Linked DNA regions of Homo sapiens: region 1 is linked to region 2. The links are chromatin loops, found by intact Hi-C in ENCODE. Cell type or tissue: B cell. All regions are shown on one strand.

The links. Hi-C counts contacts between places; a loop is a spot of excess contacts. Peaks named below come from ENCODE experiments on the same cell type or tissue, not always from the same donor. Only the 100,000 strongest peaks of a DNase experiment are listed, where the experiment ranks them.
Region 1: a loop joins it to region 2, with 4 times the contacts of the local background. A loop is called at or near these places in 9 of 110 quality-filtered maps.

What each region holds. Positions count from the first base shown.
Region 1 is chr7:98,311,656-98,319,655 of GRCh38, reverse strand. BAIAP2L1 (BAR/IMD domain containing adaptor protein 2 like 1) reads left to right here. Exons shown (of 14, transcript NM_018842.5): 6 at 2,300-2,437; 7 at 4,044-4,196; 8 at 7,392-7,559. It also overlaps a transcript of BRI3 not described here. Among named protein-coding and RNA genes, the nearest start is that of BRI3, 34 kb to the right of the region's middle. RefSeq lists an enhancer at 1,543-2,043 and a silencer at 6,651-6,798. In B cell, no CTCF peak of the experiment used is centred here; DNase peaks (open chromatin) are centred at 4,175 and 4,975; H3K4me3 peaks cover 2,153 bases; H3K27ac peaks cover 1,278 bases; H3K27me3 peaks cover 2,771 bases.
Region 2 is chr7:98,396,451-98,404,450 of GRCh38, reverse strand. It overlaps BAIAP2L1 (BAR/IMD domain containing adaptor protein 2 like 1), which reads left to right and starts at 3,361. Exons shown (of 14, transcript NM_018842.5): 1 at 3,361-3,649. The coding sequence starts at 3,599. RefSeq lists a silencer at 3,028-3,687. In B cell, a CTCF peak has its summit at 3,106 (motif pointing right); a DNase peak (open chromatin) is centred at 3,210; H3K4me3 peaks cover 999 bases; H3K27me3 peaks cover 2,265 bases.

The DNA of each region.
Region 1 (8,000 bases), 85 kb after region 2:
AGAATGGCTTGAACCGGGGAGGCGGAGGTTGCAGTGAGCCAAGATTGCGCCACTGCACTCCAGCCTGGGCGACAGAGCAAGACTCCATCTCAAAAAAAAAAAAAAAAGGCATAGGAAAAAGTATTGCAGGAAATCACACTGCTTCCAGAAAGCATTGTCTTCACAGAATACATTCACGCTGTAGGACATTTGTGCTTCTGTCGCTGCAGCTGATGCAGACATAACACTTCCTAAGCCAGCAGCACTTCAGGCTGTGGGTGGTGTGCGGGAGAGCACCGTCCGGGGCTCCCGGTGTGCCCTGGCCCATCTGCAGAGACCGCTCCTGCATGGCGCCCCTTCTCTATCCACTTTTGTCCATTTCAGCAGGTTTATCCAGGTCCCCTTCAGGGTGGCCCTACAGACCCGGTATTGAGGGCTCTTGCCATCTTCCCTTGCTCTATAGAGTACTTAACTTTCTCCTGCCACCCAAAGTCCCCTTCCTGCTCACCCAGACCCCCATGTGGCAGTGAGTGTGCGAGTTGCCCTGGAATCATCCCTCCCCTGTCGTCCTCGTGAGGACTGCTGCCTGGCTGCACCCTCCCGGCAGGAGGCCACAGGACCCGGACAGCTGCTAAGGTGCATTTCATGCCAAGTGATTTACATACGTTATCTAATTGCTATGCCTTCAGAAACTCCAAAACATAGACACCATTCTTTTTTTTTTTTTTTTTGAGATGGAGTCCTGCTCTGTTGCCTAGGCTGGAGTGCAGTGGCGCAATCTCGGGGCTCACTGCAACCTCCGCCTCCTGGGTTCCAGCGATTCTCCTACCTCAGCCTCCCAATTAGCTGGGATTACAGGCACCCACCACTGCACCCGGCTAATTTTTGTATTTTTTAGTAGAGACGGGGTTTCACCATTTTAGCCAGGCTGGTCTCAAACTTCTGACCTCGTGGTGCACCTGCCTCGGCCTCCTAAAGTGCTGGGATTAGAGGCGTGAGCCACCATGCCGGCCAGACATCCTTCTTATCTGCACTTCACAGATTATAGGGAAAACAAGGATTTGAATTCTGACGCGGGTCCGTTTAAGACCCTGTGTTCACTGGGCGTGGTGGCTCACGCCTGTAATCCCAGCACTTTGGGAGGCCAAGGCGGGTGGATCCAAGGTCAGGAGTTCGAGACCAGCCTGGCTGACATGGTGAAACCTGGTCTCTACTAAAAATACAGCCGGGCGTGGTTGTGTGCGCCTGTAATCCCAGCTACTGGAGAGGCTGAGGCACAAGAATCACTTGAACCCGGGAGGCAGAGAGTGCAGTGGCGCGATCTCAGCTTGCTGCAACCACCTTGGTGGCTAAGTGCTTTGGATGGAACTTTGAGACTTTGGGTGGCAGAAGAAAGTTAACCACCCAGCATCAAAAAGCCTTTGAGGAAAGAAGGAATAAAAGAAAGAGAAGATGTCCTTAGAGACTTGGCTTCTGGTCGGGGGCTCCTCATTTAAACAGTAACCTTTAGAACAAAGCCAAGACATTAAAGTTGCATGAAGGGGGCAATGTGAACTGAGGGGTGAGGGCTCTAACCAGTGTGTGGATGGTGTGAACTGCGGGTTGAGGGTCCCAGCCAGCATGCAGATGGTGTGAGTTGCAGAGTAAGGGTCCCAGCCATCATGCAGATGGTGTGAGCTGCGGGGTGAGGGTCCCAGCCAGCGTAAGGATGGTGTGAAATGAGTGAGGGCCCCGGCCAGTGTGAGGATGATGTGAACTGTGGGGTGAGGGTCCCAGCCAGCATGCAGATGGTGTGAACTGCAGAGTGAGGGTCCCAGCCATCATGCAGATGGTGTGAACTACGGGGTGACAGTCCCAGCCAGCGTAAAGATGGTGTGAAATGAGCGAGGGCCCCGGCCAGTGTGAGGATGATGTGAACTGTGTGGTGAGCGTCCCCAGCCAACATGCAGATGGTGTGAACTGCGGGGTGATGGTCCCAGCCAGTGTAAGGATGGTGTGAAATGAGTGAGGGTCCCAGCCAGTGTGTGGATGGTGTGAACTGCAGGGTGAGGGTCCCAGCCAGCATGCAGACGGTGTGAACTGAGGGATGAGGGCCCTGGTCAGCATGAGGATGGTGCGAAGTGTGGGCATGGGACCCCGGCCAGCAGGAGGATGGTGTGAACTGGTGTGGGTGTGGGGGCCCCAGCCAGTGTGAGGATGGTGTGAAGTGAGGGTGTCAGGGCCCCGTTGAGCCACACACAGTGGAAGTGTGAGTAAAGGCAAACTGTGTGACAATTCGTGTGGTGCCACAGTAAAATAAGCACAGCCATTTAACTTACAGGCAACTCTAAAAAGATACCAAACAGAACACAAGAATAAATTAGAGTCTTTGGAGAAATCCCAAGCTGAGTTGAAGAAGATCAGAAGGAAAAGCCAAGGAAGCCGAAACGCACTCAAATATGAACACAAAGAAATTGAGGTGAGCTTTTCAACAATATCTTGTTTTCTTTTGTTGTTGACAATTTGCACAGTTTAAGAGGAGGTTAGCCGGGTGCGGTGGCTCACGCCTGTAATCCCAGCACTTTGGGAGGCCGAGGCAGTAGGATCATATGAGGTCAGGAGTTCGAGACCAGCCTGGCCAATGTGGTGAAACCTTGCCTCTACAAAAACTAGCTGGGGTGATGGCAGGTACCTGTAGTCACAGCTACTCGGAGGCTGAGGCAGGAGAATTGCTTGAACTTGGGAGGCAGAGGTTGCAGTGAGCCGAGATTATGCCACTGCACTCCAGCCTGGGTGACAGAATGAGACTCCATCTCAAAAAAAAAAAAAAGTTTTGAAGTTGATCTCATGGAAGTGGGGAGTAGAATGATGGTTACCTGTCATTCTCTAGATAGCTGAGGATGGTCATTGTGTTGACTGGGGAGTGGATGAAGGAGAGGTTGGTTAATGGGTCCAAACATACAATTGGATAAAAGAAATAAGTTCTAGTGTCCAATAGCAGAGTAGGGTGACTATAGTTAACAGCGATGCATTATTTCAAAATAGTTAGAAGAGAGGTCTTGGAATGTCCCCAACACATAGAAACAATAAGAATTTGAGGTGATGGCCACCCAAGGACCCTGCTTTGATCATTATCACATGTGCCCTATAAATATATAATCTATCAGTTTTTAAAAATAAGCATTTTGACTGAGAGCTGAAGGCTGTAGAGTTTCCCTGAGTTAAGTATAATTAATCAGTGACCTCCTGCCAAAACATGGGCTTTTTATCCTGGCTCTGAAAGAAGAAGGGACTCTCCATGATCAGTGTTACTATTCCCATTGTACAGATGGGGAAAATGAGGCTTAGGTTAAATCATATTTTATTACTCCATTTTCATGCTGCTGGTAAAGACATACCCCGAGACTGGGCAATTTACAAAAGAAAGAGATTTAATGGACTCACAGTTCCACATGGCCGGGGAGGCCTCACAATCATGGTGGAAGGGAAGGAGGAGCAAGTCACGTCTTACATGGATGGCAGCAGGCAAAGGAGAGCTTGTGCAGGGAAACTCCCTTTATGAAGCCATCAGATCTTGTGAGACTTATTCACTATCACAAGAATGGCATGGGAAAGACCTGCCCCCATGATTCAATTACCTCCCACCAGGTCCCTCCCCAAACACATAGGAATTACGGGAGCTACAATTCAAGATGAGATTTGGGTGGGGACACAGCCAAAGCATATCACCTATTGTTGGCATTTGGAACTGGGTTTGAACCTGGAACTTTCTGGTTCCAAAGCCCGTGGTGCTTTCCAGTAGGACACGATCATATCTCTGAAGTACAAAGTAATATTTGTGCAAATTGCCCCGTGGGAATGTCAAGCCCTTGGGCAACTTCTCTCTGCACACGAGTCAGGGACCTCAAGGAGAACGATGGTATCTACTTAGGTCAGGTTACAGCATTCTTTCCTCTCATGTATTTACTCTATTATTCAAATAAAGCAGGTGTAAAGATGGCAGAAGATAAACGTCAGGCTGCACGCTATCTGATGCTCATGTCATGCTTATATAATTATTATTATTATTATTTTTTTTTTTTTAGTATGTGGAGACCGTTACTTCTCGTCAGAGTGAAATCCAGAAATTCATTGCAGATGGTTGCAAAGAGGCTCTGCTTGAAGAGAAGAGGCGCTTCTGCTTTCTGGTTGATAAGCACTGTGGCTTTGCAAACCACATACATTATTATCACTTACAGGTGGGTGTGGTGGCAAATTGCCTTGAGCGTATTAATAACTTTATTTCATATTTAAATGCCCCAGAAGGCTGGGCCGTGGCCCACGCCTGTAATCCCAGCACTTTGGGAGGCTGAGGTGGGCCTGGGCAACATGGCAAAACTCTGTCTCTATAAAAAATAATAAAAAAAAAACTAGCCAGGCATGGTAGCATGTGCCTGTAGTCCCAGCTACTCAGGAGGCTGAGGTGGGAGGATCCCTTCAGCCTGGGAAGTTGAGGCTGCAGTGAGCCATGATTGTGCCACTGCACTCCAACCTGAGCAACAGAGCGGGACCCTGTCTCAATCAGTCCATACGTACAGAGATATACACACATGCACGCCACTCACCTTCCACACATGCCCAATATAAAGCAGTGGGCCATTTTGCCAATGAAAAGATTCCAGAGAAACTGTGTTTGGCCAACTTGAACATATAAACTTATAGAAATACAGCTGAAATGGTCAAACGTCCATGTATAATGTTTAATAAATTAATAATACATCCATATTTAAAGTCCTTCATAAAATAATGCTTCATCATTGAAAAATAGCACATGTTTGCTCTTCTCACCTGCGAGTCAGCTTTCCCCAGGCCCTTTCTGATGTGTCCTCAGCATCAGTGTCTTCACCATGGCTGCTGGTGAGTCCCAGCGGGCCCAGGTCTACCCCACCTGGGCGATTTGAGATGCTCCCTTCATGGGTCCGTGTCCGGGGGTCACGGGCAGCTCTGCCCCAGCCCACGGGCCCCCATTCACGCGCATCAGGACAGCTGGGCTCAGTGATGCGTTCATTCCTCTTGGTGGTATTGGTTCCTGGTTTATTCAACTGAATGACCTCATCACCCTCCTTCCAACACACACAGCTGTGAGGTTCGAACCCCCAGGAATCATGATGCAACACATGTCACATTTCCTTTCCTTTGTTTTAAATTATGAACTCTGTTGGGCCTTTGTAAACATCCAAAACTAGCACTGGTTGAGGTCAGAAATTCATTGTTGTTCATAGTAAAGTTAGAGAGTGTTCCAATATAGGAGAAGCTTTGCAAGAGCTTGAATATAAGTCAGCTTTGTCTTTGTTTTAAAGGAAAAATACTTTGGCCTTGTATGTATGCAAATGTTGTATTTTCTATAAACTTTTTACAACTTTAAGGAATATTCAGGACTGCGCATGGTGGCTCACGCCTGTAATCCCAGCACTTTGGGAGACCAAAGTGGGTGAATCACTTGAGGTCAGGAGTTTGAGACCAGCCTGGCCAACATGGTGAAACCCTGTCTCTACTAAAAATACAAAAATTAATCACATGTGGTGAGCACCTGTAATCCCAGCTACTCAGGAGGCTGAGGCAGGAGAATTGTTTGAACCCAGGAGGCTGAGGTTGCAGTGAGCCCAGATCACACCACTGCACTTCAGCCTGGGCAACAGAGCAAGACTCTGTCTCAAAAAAAAAAAAAAAAAAAAAGGAAGAAAAAGGAGTATTCAGCTCCCTAAATAAGATTTAAAATTAGTACAGCAGGCCAGGCACAGTGGCTCATGCCTATAATCCCAGCCCTTTGGGAGCCCAAGGCAGGAGGATCACTTGAGCCCAGGAGTTCCAGACCAGCCTGGGCAGCATAGCGAGACCCTATCTCTACCAAAAAAAAAAAAAAAAAGTTTTAATTAGCCAGTTGTGGTGATGTGCATCTGTGGCCCCAGCTACTCAGGAGGCTGAGGTGGAAGGATTGTTTGAGCCCAGGAGTTCGAGGTTGCAGTGAGCTGTGATTGTGCCAGTGCACTCCAGCCTGGGTGACAGAGCCAAAATCCTCTCTCAAAAAAGCAGAAGAAAATGGTTACAGCAAAGGAAATAGTTGCTGTATTAGGTGATCACTTTTGTCAACAGCATGTCTGTACTAGTTTCGGGAATGTAGAGTTCACTTTAGAATCTTCTCTTCCCAGAGTGAGGGCATCCTGTGGCACCAGGGTCGCAGGCTGGAGAGGACAGAGGTGACCTTGAGGTTCTCTTCCTGCGTGATATCCCCACCGTGTCATGAGGCAGCCTAGCACCTTTTCAGGGAGCTCCAGTTATCAGCAGAGTCTTTCTTAGACTTAACCATCGGTCCCAGTAATGCTTTCTAGAGTGACGCAGACCAAATCTGCTCGTTTCTATGCTGGAAGTTTCTTCGAGTATCTGAAAACTGGTTTTGTGGCTTCCCTTAATTCAGCTAAAGCGCCTCAGTCCTTTCTGTGGAGTTGGGATGAAGCAGGCCCAAGCAGCTGGTCCACGGTGCTGCAGAGTGTCAGGGTGACAGTTGGGGGTGGGGTGACAGTTGGGGGTGGGGTGGCATTTGGGGACAGGGGTGGTGTGAGGGGGTCTTTGCCCTTCCCCAGGACTGACATCAGCCCCCCACCACTCTTGATAAACTCAGAGGCTGAGTAAAAGCAGTGTGACTGCCATGCACACAGCCGCAGGACAGGCTCCTGCCTCCCCTTTCCCAACCAGAGTGCTCTTCAGAAAAGGTGCTCACTGGAAGCGCTTGGGGGGCCTCTGAGAATCCAGTTGTCAGGAGCAGAGCCAGGCTTGTGGGTGCTGGAGGGGCACTCTGCCTCCAGGGTTGCGGGTTCTCACCCCTGCTGGTCAGGTCTGCTCTGCAAAACCTTGTTTGGCCTGTGGTGGGGGCGTCCCTCAGCACTGCCCACCACTCACCCAGTCCCTCTTCCCCATAGACAGACTCTCAGGACAGTGTCTGATTCACTTCTCTAATGTCTGAATCGGTCAGAGTCAACTACGGGGCCCGTGGCCTGTGTTGGAGGTGCTGCTTTTAGTAGGAGTGGGAGGGAGAAAGTGATGGTTGGCGTTTCTGGGGCCACCTGGAAAACGGGATTCATACAGATTGCTCCCTCCCTCCCTTTGAGTTTCTGTTCTTGCTCTTAACCATTTACCATCCCCGTATTAGTCCCATGCTCTGTATTCACACTGAGGGATCAGGAAATTTCCTTTTGAGTCAGAGCCTTTGCCCCTCTCAGCCGGTGAGACACAGCTGATCCTCTAGGTGCTTAAAGTGCTCACCGAGTTTAACCCAGGGCCCCCACACTCCTGGTGCTAAGCCAGTAATCTGTTATCAGCGATATGACGTGATGTCATTTTTCTCAGCTCTTCAGACAATCTTCTTTGTCTTTAGTCTTCTTCTTTTGGCTTTGCAGTCTGCAGAACTACTGAATTCCAAGCTGCCTCGGTGGCAGGAGACCTGTGTTGATGCCATCAAAGTGCCAGAGAAAATCATGAATATGATCGAAGAAATAAAGACCCCAGCCTCTACCCCCGTGTCTGGAACTCCTCAGGCTTCACCCATGATCGAGAGAAGCAATGTGGTAGGAGCCAGTTTTCTCTTCCAGATTTCAATCGTGTGTTTCCTAACTTGATCTGGGCCAAATTTGCCTGTGTTGGTGGGAATCACAGGTCCCCCTTTATTACTTCCAGGACCACCTTTTCGCACCTCTATCCCCTTACCTTTAGGGGCGAAGGTAGCTGGGCACATGTTTGTTTTTTGTTGTTGTTAAGGTGGAGTCTTTCTTGCTCTGTCGCCCAGGCTGGAGTACAGTGGAGTGATCTCGGCTCACTGCAACCTCCACCTCCCGGGTTCAAGTGATTCTCCTGCCTCAGCCTCCTCAGTAGCTGGGATTACTGGGGCGCACCACCATGCCTGGCTAATTTTTGTATTATTAGTAGAGACAGGGTTTTGCCATGTTGGTCAGGCTGGTCTCAAACTCCTGACCTCGTGATCTGTCTGCCTCGGCCTCCCAAAGTGCTGG
Region 2 (8,000 bases):
TTTTAGTAGAGACGGGGTTTCACCACGTTGACCAGGATGGTCTCGATCTCCTGACCTTGTGATCCACCCGCCTCGGCCTCCCAAAGTGCTGGGATTACAGGCGTGAGCCACCGCGCCCAGCCTATTTTCAAGTTTCAATAAAAACCAACAGACATACTTGCAGAGCCGAATACATAATGGTAGAAATTATAAAGTCATGAATGCATCTCCCATATGGGAAGTGAAACCCAGTTGGCAAACCTCATGAACTAAATACTGTAAATCTGTTAAAGAAGAAGGCACCTGCTTCCATTGCCAGAAACTTGGGACTGATGTGTTATTTCCCCCTAACATCAGGAAGACATAACATTTTGGTTCCCAAGAATGGTAAGTTTTTTTTGTTTGCTTGTTTGTTTTGAGACAGAGTCTCACTCTCTTGCCCAGGCTGCAGTGCAGTGGCATGAGATCCCGGCTCACTGTAACCTCCGCCTCCCGGGTTCAAGCGCTTCTCCTGTCTCAGCCTCCCGAGTAGCTGGGACTACAGGTGCCTGCCACCACACCCGGCTAATTTTTGTATTTTTAGTAGAGACGGGGCTTCACCATATTGGTGAGGCTGATCTCTAACTCCTGACCCCAAGTGATCCACCCACCTTGGCCTCCCAAAGTGCTGGGATTACAGGCGTGAGCCGCTGTGCCTAGCTGCATGATGTGTTTTATAGTTTGCAAAACCCAATAAAACAGTCCCCAAGTCCAGGTGGTGGTTTCTGTTCTAAGTCCAGTGGTACTCACCCTCTTGATGTTCCCATCTGGGCCACACAGTGCCTTCATTGTGTATATTTCCTAGTGAACTTTATCACAAGATTAGTTTAGAAGTCTCACATCTTTCTTTTTTCTTTTCTTTTCTTTTTCTTTTTTTTTTTTTTTTGAGACAAATTTTCGCTCTTGTTGCCCAGGCTGGAGTGCAATGGCGTGATCTCACTCACCACAACCTCAGCCTCCCAGGTTCAAGTGATTCTCCTGCCTCAGCCTGCTGAGTAGCTGGGATTTAGGCATGCACCATCAAACCTGGTCAATGTTGTATTTTTAGTATAGACGGGGTTTCTCCATGTTGGTCAGGCTGGTCTCAAACTCCTGACCTCAGGTGATCTGCCTGCCTCAGTCTCCTAAAGTGCTGGCATTACAGGCGTGAGCCACTGCGCCTGGCCAGAAGTCTCACATCTTAACAGCCCATAAAAGATGCAATTGCACTCACATAGACGTTTTGGCATTTTTGTTTGTTTTTTGAAACAGAGTCTCACTCTGTGGCCCAAGCTGGAATGCAGTGGCACCATCACAGCTCACTGCAACCTCTTGGGCTCAAGCCATCCTCCTACCTCAGCCTCCGGAATAGCTGGGACTACAGATGCACACTATCACACTTGGCTAATGTTTTTAATTATATTTTTTGCAGAGATGGGGGTGGGCTCCCTATATTGCCTAGGCTGGCCTCGAACTCCTAGACTCAACCAGTCCTCCTGCCTTGGTCTCCCGAAGTGCTCGGATTACAGGCATGAGCCATCCTGCCTGGCCCCCAGATAGAAGCTTTTTGTTTGTTTGTTTTTGAGACAGAGTTTCGCTCTTGTCCCTCAGGCTGGAGTGCAGTGGTGCTATCTCAGCTCACTGCAATCTCTGCCTCCCAGGTTTAAGCAATTCTCCTGCCTCAGCCTCCCGAGTAGCTGAGATTACAGGTGCACGTGCTACCATGCCTGGCTAATTTTTGTATTTTTAGTAGAGACGGGGGCAGGGCGGTTTCACCATGTTGGCTAGGCTGGTCTCGAACTCCTGACCTCAAGTGATCCGCCTGCCTTGGCCTCCCAAAGTGCTAGGATTACAGGCATGAGCCACCAAGCCCAGAGGTTTTAAAAAATCAGAATAAGACCTCTGCCCTTGTTGGGTGCGGGTCTCAGGTAGCTAAATGGTGGTTCTTACTGGGGAGAAGGCTGTCACCCAGCCCAAGGTACATAATCCTGGAAGAGAGGCCCAAAGAAGGCAGCTGCCTCACCCTTGGGCAGGGCTGAGGCCGGGATGGAGACAAAATAGGGAGCCCAGGAGCCACACACCTCCACAGAGTTTGAGTGATGACAAGAAGAGAGGCTTCCCTAACACTTCAGCTCAGGTGGTTTTCTAAACCCTACAACAATCTCGTGAGTAGCATGGTTACACTGCATTGAGTTAAAGGTCGTTGTTAATGTAAAGTTTAAAAATGTACTACTGGGCCGGGCGCGGTGGTTCAAGCCTGTAATCCCAGCACTTTGGGAGGCTGAGCAGGGCGGATCACCTGAGGTTAGGAGCTCGGGACCAACCTGGCCAACATGGTGAAACCCCGTCTCTACTAAAAATACAAAAAAATTAGCCTGGCTTGGTGGCACGTGCACCTGTAATCTCAGCTACTCGAGAGGCTGAGGCAGGAGAATTGCTTAAACCTGGGGGGCAGAGATTGCAGCAAGCTGAGAGAGCACCACTGCACTCCAGCCTGAGGGGACAAGAGTGAAACTCTGTCTCAAAAACAAACAAAAAGCTTCTATCTGGGGGCCAGGCAGGATGGCTCATGCCAGGCAGGAGAATCGCTTGAACCTGGGAAGCGGAGGTTGCAGCAAGCTGAGATCGCACCACTGCACTCCAGCCTAGGCGACAGAGTGAGACTCCATCTCAAAAAAAAAAAAGTACTAACATTTCGGTAACTAGACCCTGGCATTTATTAATTTTTTGATATATCAGGAGCTTTCAAAACTGCAAGTGGCAGCCCGTTTTCTCCACCTAGGAGGGCCGATGCCCCCACGGGTCCCTCTAACTTTTGGGGTCAGTGAGCGGCGGGGCAAGAAGAGATCAATCAGGGAAATCAATACAACTGGGGAATGTGGCCCCTTCCCTTGGTCCCCAAAACGCAGGGCTTGAAGGAAGCCCTCATGGAGGAAGTGGGCCTCGGGGTCCCCGGGGCCAGCACCACGCGAGGCAAACAAGGGCTCCAGGACCACAGTCTAAACACCCCCAGGCTGCCCTTGCCCTAGCAAAACAGCAAAGCGAGCAGCCCACTCCACACCGGTCCCCACTCCAGGGTCTCGGGCCCTACGTCGCCGGAGCTCTGGGAGAGCCGCGAGGGGGCGCACCGTGGCCTCGCTGCCCTGTCCGCCACAGGTGGGGTGACCCCGCCCACTCGGGGGGCCCGCTTCCCTCTGGCCACGCCCATTCCAGCTGCCTGGCCCCGCCTCCTCCCCGCCCACCCCGGCCGGGCCCCGCTCACCAGGCCGCCTCAGGTGGGTACGCCACGCCCCTCCGGCCCTGCGGCCCCGCCCCCGTCTGCCCCGCCCGCCTCAGGTGGGGCCGCCCGGCCCGCCCAGCTTCCTCTGGCGGCGTCCGGCCGCTTCTCCTCTGCTCCTCGAAGAAGGCCAGGGCGGCGCTGCCGCAAGTTTTGACATTTTCGCAGCGGAGACGCGCGCGGGCACTCTCGGGCCGACGGCTGCGGCGGCGGCCGACCCTCCAGAGCCCCTTAGTCGCGCCCCGGCCCTCCCGCTGCCCGGAGTCCGGCGGCCACGAGGCCCAGCCGCGTCCTCCCGCGCTTGCTCGCCCGGCGGCCGCAGCCATGTCCCGGGGGCCCGAGGAGGTGAACCGGCTCACGGAGAGCACCTACCGGGTAAGCCCAGGGCCCGGGGCTCAGGGAGGTCAGGGCTTTCCACCTCGGGGTTCAGAAGGGGACTTTACGCGGGAAGGTACTTTCCCTCCCTCCAGCTCCCCTCCCCCGCGTCCTTCCACCTCTCCCGGTCTCTCCCACTCCTCCCCTGGCCCTCCACAGCCCCTCTTCTTCCTCCCCTGGCCCTCTCCTTCCTCCCAGTCCCTCCCCATCCCCTCCCCCCTACTTTTCCTCCTCCTTCCCTCCCCTCCTCCCTGTGCTTCTTCCCTGTCTCTCTTTCCCGCCCCGCTGTACCTCTCCCTCTGCCCCTCCGCTCCCCGTTCACTCTCCCTCCTCCCCTGCCCCTCGACACTGTCCCTCCCCTCCTCCTGGTTCTTCCTTCTCCCCCGTGTGTCTCCCCCTCCTCCCCTGTCCCTTCTTCTCCCCAGTCTATCCCCCTCCCTCCCCCTCCCCCTCCCCCTCCTCTTGGTTCTTCCTCCTTCCCCGTGTGTCTCCCCCTCCTCTCCTGGCCCTTCTCCGCCTCCCCTGTCCCTTCTCCTCCCCGTCCCTTCTCCTCTTCCCTGACCCTCAGAGCTCTGGAGACCACCCCCCATCCCCTGACCAGCTACACATTTTACAACTAGTGCACTTAAGTTGGGGAGGGGTCTGTTGTGCGTCGGTGGGGCCCACGTCCTCCTCCCAACTTCTTGGAATCAGTGACCCGTGCTGTCCTGGCTGCCGGGCTTAAGCCCTCCGGGACCAAAGACACAAGCTCGAGTTTCCTCTAAGAAAAGAAAGCGCCCAAGAATGTGGGGGTGAAACTCCCCTGTAATTAGGATCGCCAGGTGAGCCGAGCTCTGGGCGTTCTCCCGGGAAACGCCCTCCTCCTTAGACCCTTCCTCTCCCACCTTTCAGTTGAACTTGGCTTTTATATATGGGTTATTTGGTGAGGTTCTTGAAGTCAAAGAACAACCGAGGTTTTAATGAAATTGACCTAACCTTAAGGAATGCGTTGATAGCCGGTCTCTTAACTTGCATGTATTAGGAGAGAATTTTTCCAGACACAGACAGAGACTTAGGATTAGTGGCCTGTTTAGTTTACATACTTACAAATGAATTCCAGGTGAAATAAGATATCTGTTAATCATCTGCTATTAATAGAACACAAAACAACTTTTGTTTTAATTCAGCCTAGGCGCTTCGAACCCTTGAAACTTTAACGTTCTCTAAGTTCATGTATAGGCATGTTTAAGGTTATAAATAAATGGTTGGTCGGTTGGTTGGTTGGTGTGTTTTATCTTTTTTCTGTCCCTGGTGCTTGAATCAGGAAGTTTAGTCATTTTGATAGACTTTTTTAAACCTAAAATTTTAGTTTCTGGGTTTTCAAGGTCTGAATTCCTAAAATCAGAGGAGTCTATTAACTTTTGTTGAATGAAAGTAAGAGAAGAACATGAACATTTTTGTTATGTATTGAAATCCAAGAGATCCGTTCCGTTTATCTTAACACACAAAGTGTATACTGTCACATATAAATTATGCCTTACAGGTAGGGAGAGTAGACACAGTTGACACAGCGTTTTTGATGCTCAGTCACTGTGACCAAAAACTCTTCTATTCGTGTGTTGCCTTCATAGAGGGCGATCTTTAGAAATTTGAGAAATTCGAAATTTGAGAAATTCCTACATTTGTATTGAGATTGCTACTATTTAAATGACCCGGAAGACGTTGCTGCATGAGGTGTGGGGTACTGACCAAGTGTGTAAATAAAACGTTCTTTCTGCCAGACTCAGACCTGGAAAGTAAGTAGTGGCTGCTCTGTTGACTGTCAGTGAAGGAAAAACTGTGTAATTGAGGAAGGCAGGCCATTGCAAATTTGAGGCAGAGTCTGATGTCCACTGGGGTGCAAAAATACAGAACACCACTGCCTTCCGCCCTTCTTCCAAGAACAGCCCTGTGTATCTTCCCAGTCTGAGCTGCGATTGCAACTTGAGACCAGCAGTCAGGTGTTCTGAGTTAAACCCTGCTTTTTTTCTCCCGCTTCTTCCTGACGTAGACTTTTAGTAATAACTCCTTAGAGGGACCGTACCAAGGCGAATTGCAGCGTCACAAATGCCAACCACTTGGGCATGTCTTATTACCCAAAGAACGGAAACGGCAGGGAAAAAGTGTGGATTTCATCATTTTGGTTATACGTATTTGTAGACGTAAGGCACTGTAAATGGAGATCAAAGACCAGTACCTGATAGTTTTCCATTGCCAGGTGTCTGAAAGCAAACTGGAAAGCTCACTAAATGTTTGTTCGTTTTAATTACTATTTCCTTGTTAGTGTTTTGGGACCTTTTTTTTTTTTAATGTCCAGGTGGTAGGATATTTACAGCATCAGACTACAAGTTTATGTAATCTATGAAATAGTGAAGGCTGCTAGCCCATGCTTTGGCTTTGGCAGTGCAAAGTGAAATTTTAATTCAGGAGTCTGAAAAACCTTTTCCCGCCCCTGTATTGGGTTCTTCCCCCTATCCAGCCCTGCCCCATGATGTTCAAGCTGAAAACAGTTTAAGCTTAATATGGCAAAAATCTGGCAGTGTTGATGAATCTAGTGCTTTTAAGAAGAGATGTCCTCTATATTACCTAACCATCTACCATATTTTACTAATAGAAATGCAACACAACCAGGTGTGTTTACAAAAGCCACCTGCAAATGATTTTTTAATGACTTGCTAGTATGGGTTTTAGTTTTTTGTTTTTAAATACTCAGGTTTCTCCAATTATGAAATAAAGGAATACTTTAGAGAAAAGGAGGAATTATAAAGTAGAATGATCCTCTGTAGCCAATATCAAATATCCTTAAATATATGCTGTGTACACATTTGCTGAAATGTCTAAAATGTATACGTAGGCAAATGATTATGGGAGATCCATGCTAACTCCCAGGAGGATGTGTGTATTTTACTACTTCATAAACGATGTTATAAGCCCCAAAATGTCCAGTAATGTTGCTGTTACTAATTAGAGTTCAGCCAAAAATCCCTCCCCACTCCACACTTTATAGCATGCCCATAATTTGCCCTCAAAAGCTTGCTGTGATTTTGCATGGTTTTCTGATGAGTATATGCTCTCATGGTAGAAGAAGTAGTTCAAAAAAACCCTTAATTAAGAGCAGCCACAGCCTTCCTAGAACTGTTAAAGACTTAGGAAGTAGGGCCCGGCGCGGTGGCTCACGCCTGTAATCCCAGCACTTTGGGAGGCCAAGGTGGGCAGGCAGATCATGAGGTCAGGAGATCGAGACCGTCCTGGCCAACATGGTGAAACCCTGTCTCTACTGAAAATACAAAAATTAGCTGGGTGTGGTGGCGCGTGCCTGTAGTCCCAGCTACTCGGGAGGCTGAGGCAGGATAATCGCTTGAACCAGGGAGTTAGAGGTTGCAGTGAGCCAAGATGGCGCCACTGCACTCCAGCCTGGGCGACAGAGCGAGACTCCATCTCAAAAAAAAAAAAAAAAAAAAAAAAGGGCTTAAGAAGTGGAGGAAGAACGGGTGTGGCAGCATCGAGGGATGTCCTACCTACAGGAATCTTGCTAACAGAGTCAAAGGGGAGATATCACAGAAGCCTTTCAGTGTCACCTCAAGGAAGTATGCTCAGACTCTCAGATTGCAGACGCCTCCATCCATCTCCCAGCCCCACCTTAGACTACATTACCTTCCCCCATAACACTACCTTAGAATAGGCTATGTGATGTATTTATTTATGTTTCTTTCCCTCTCTTCCCACCCCAACTAGAATGTGAGCTCTACAAGGCAATGAGCTTTGTTTTTGTTTTTGTATTCCAAGCACTTAAAACAGTTCCTGGCACATAGTAGGCATGCATATTTGTTGAATGAATGGACATTTATCCATTTAATGTGTGAAGCACCTGTCCTTTGCTAGGCTCCTGGCGCCCTCCGATGATACTTTTCATAGAGTGCTTAATTCTAAGTAAACATCAGCCATCCAGGTGAATGTGGATTGTGTTGGCTTAACTATTTTTATTTATTTATTTTTGAGACAGGGTCTTGCTTTGTTGCTCAGGCTGGAGTGCAGTGGTGCAATCGCAGCTCTCTGCAACCTCCACCTCCCACTTTCGAGCAATTCTCCCACCTCAGCCTCCCGAGTAGCTGGGACTACAGCCGCCACGCCTGGCAAATTTTTGCATTTTTTGATAGAAGCAGGGTTTCACCATGTTGGCCAGGATAGTTGTTAACCAGGTTGAGAAACTGAGTCCTAGAGTCTCTTAGTGACCGGCTGCCACATCCCACTTACCATGCCTTTGTTTGTATGGTAATTTAGTTTCCAGTGACCAAAGATGCACAAACCGAATACATTTTCATAATGTGGCGAT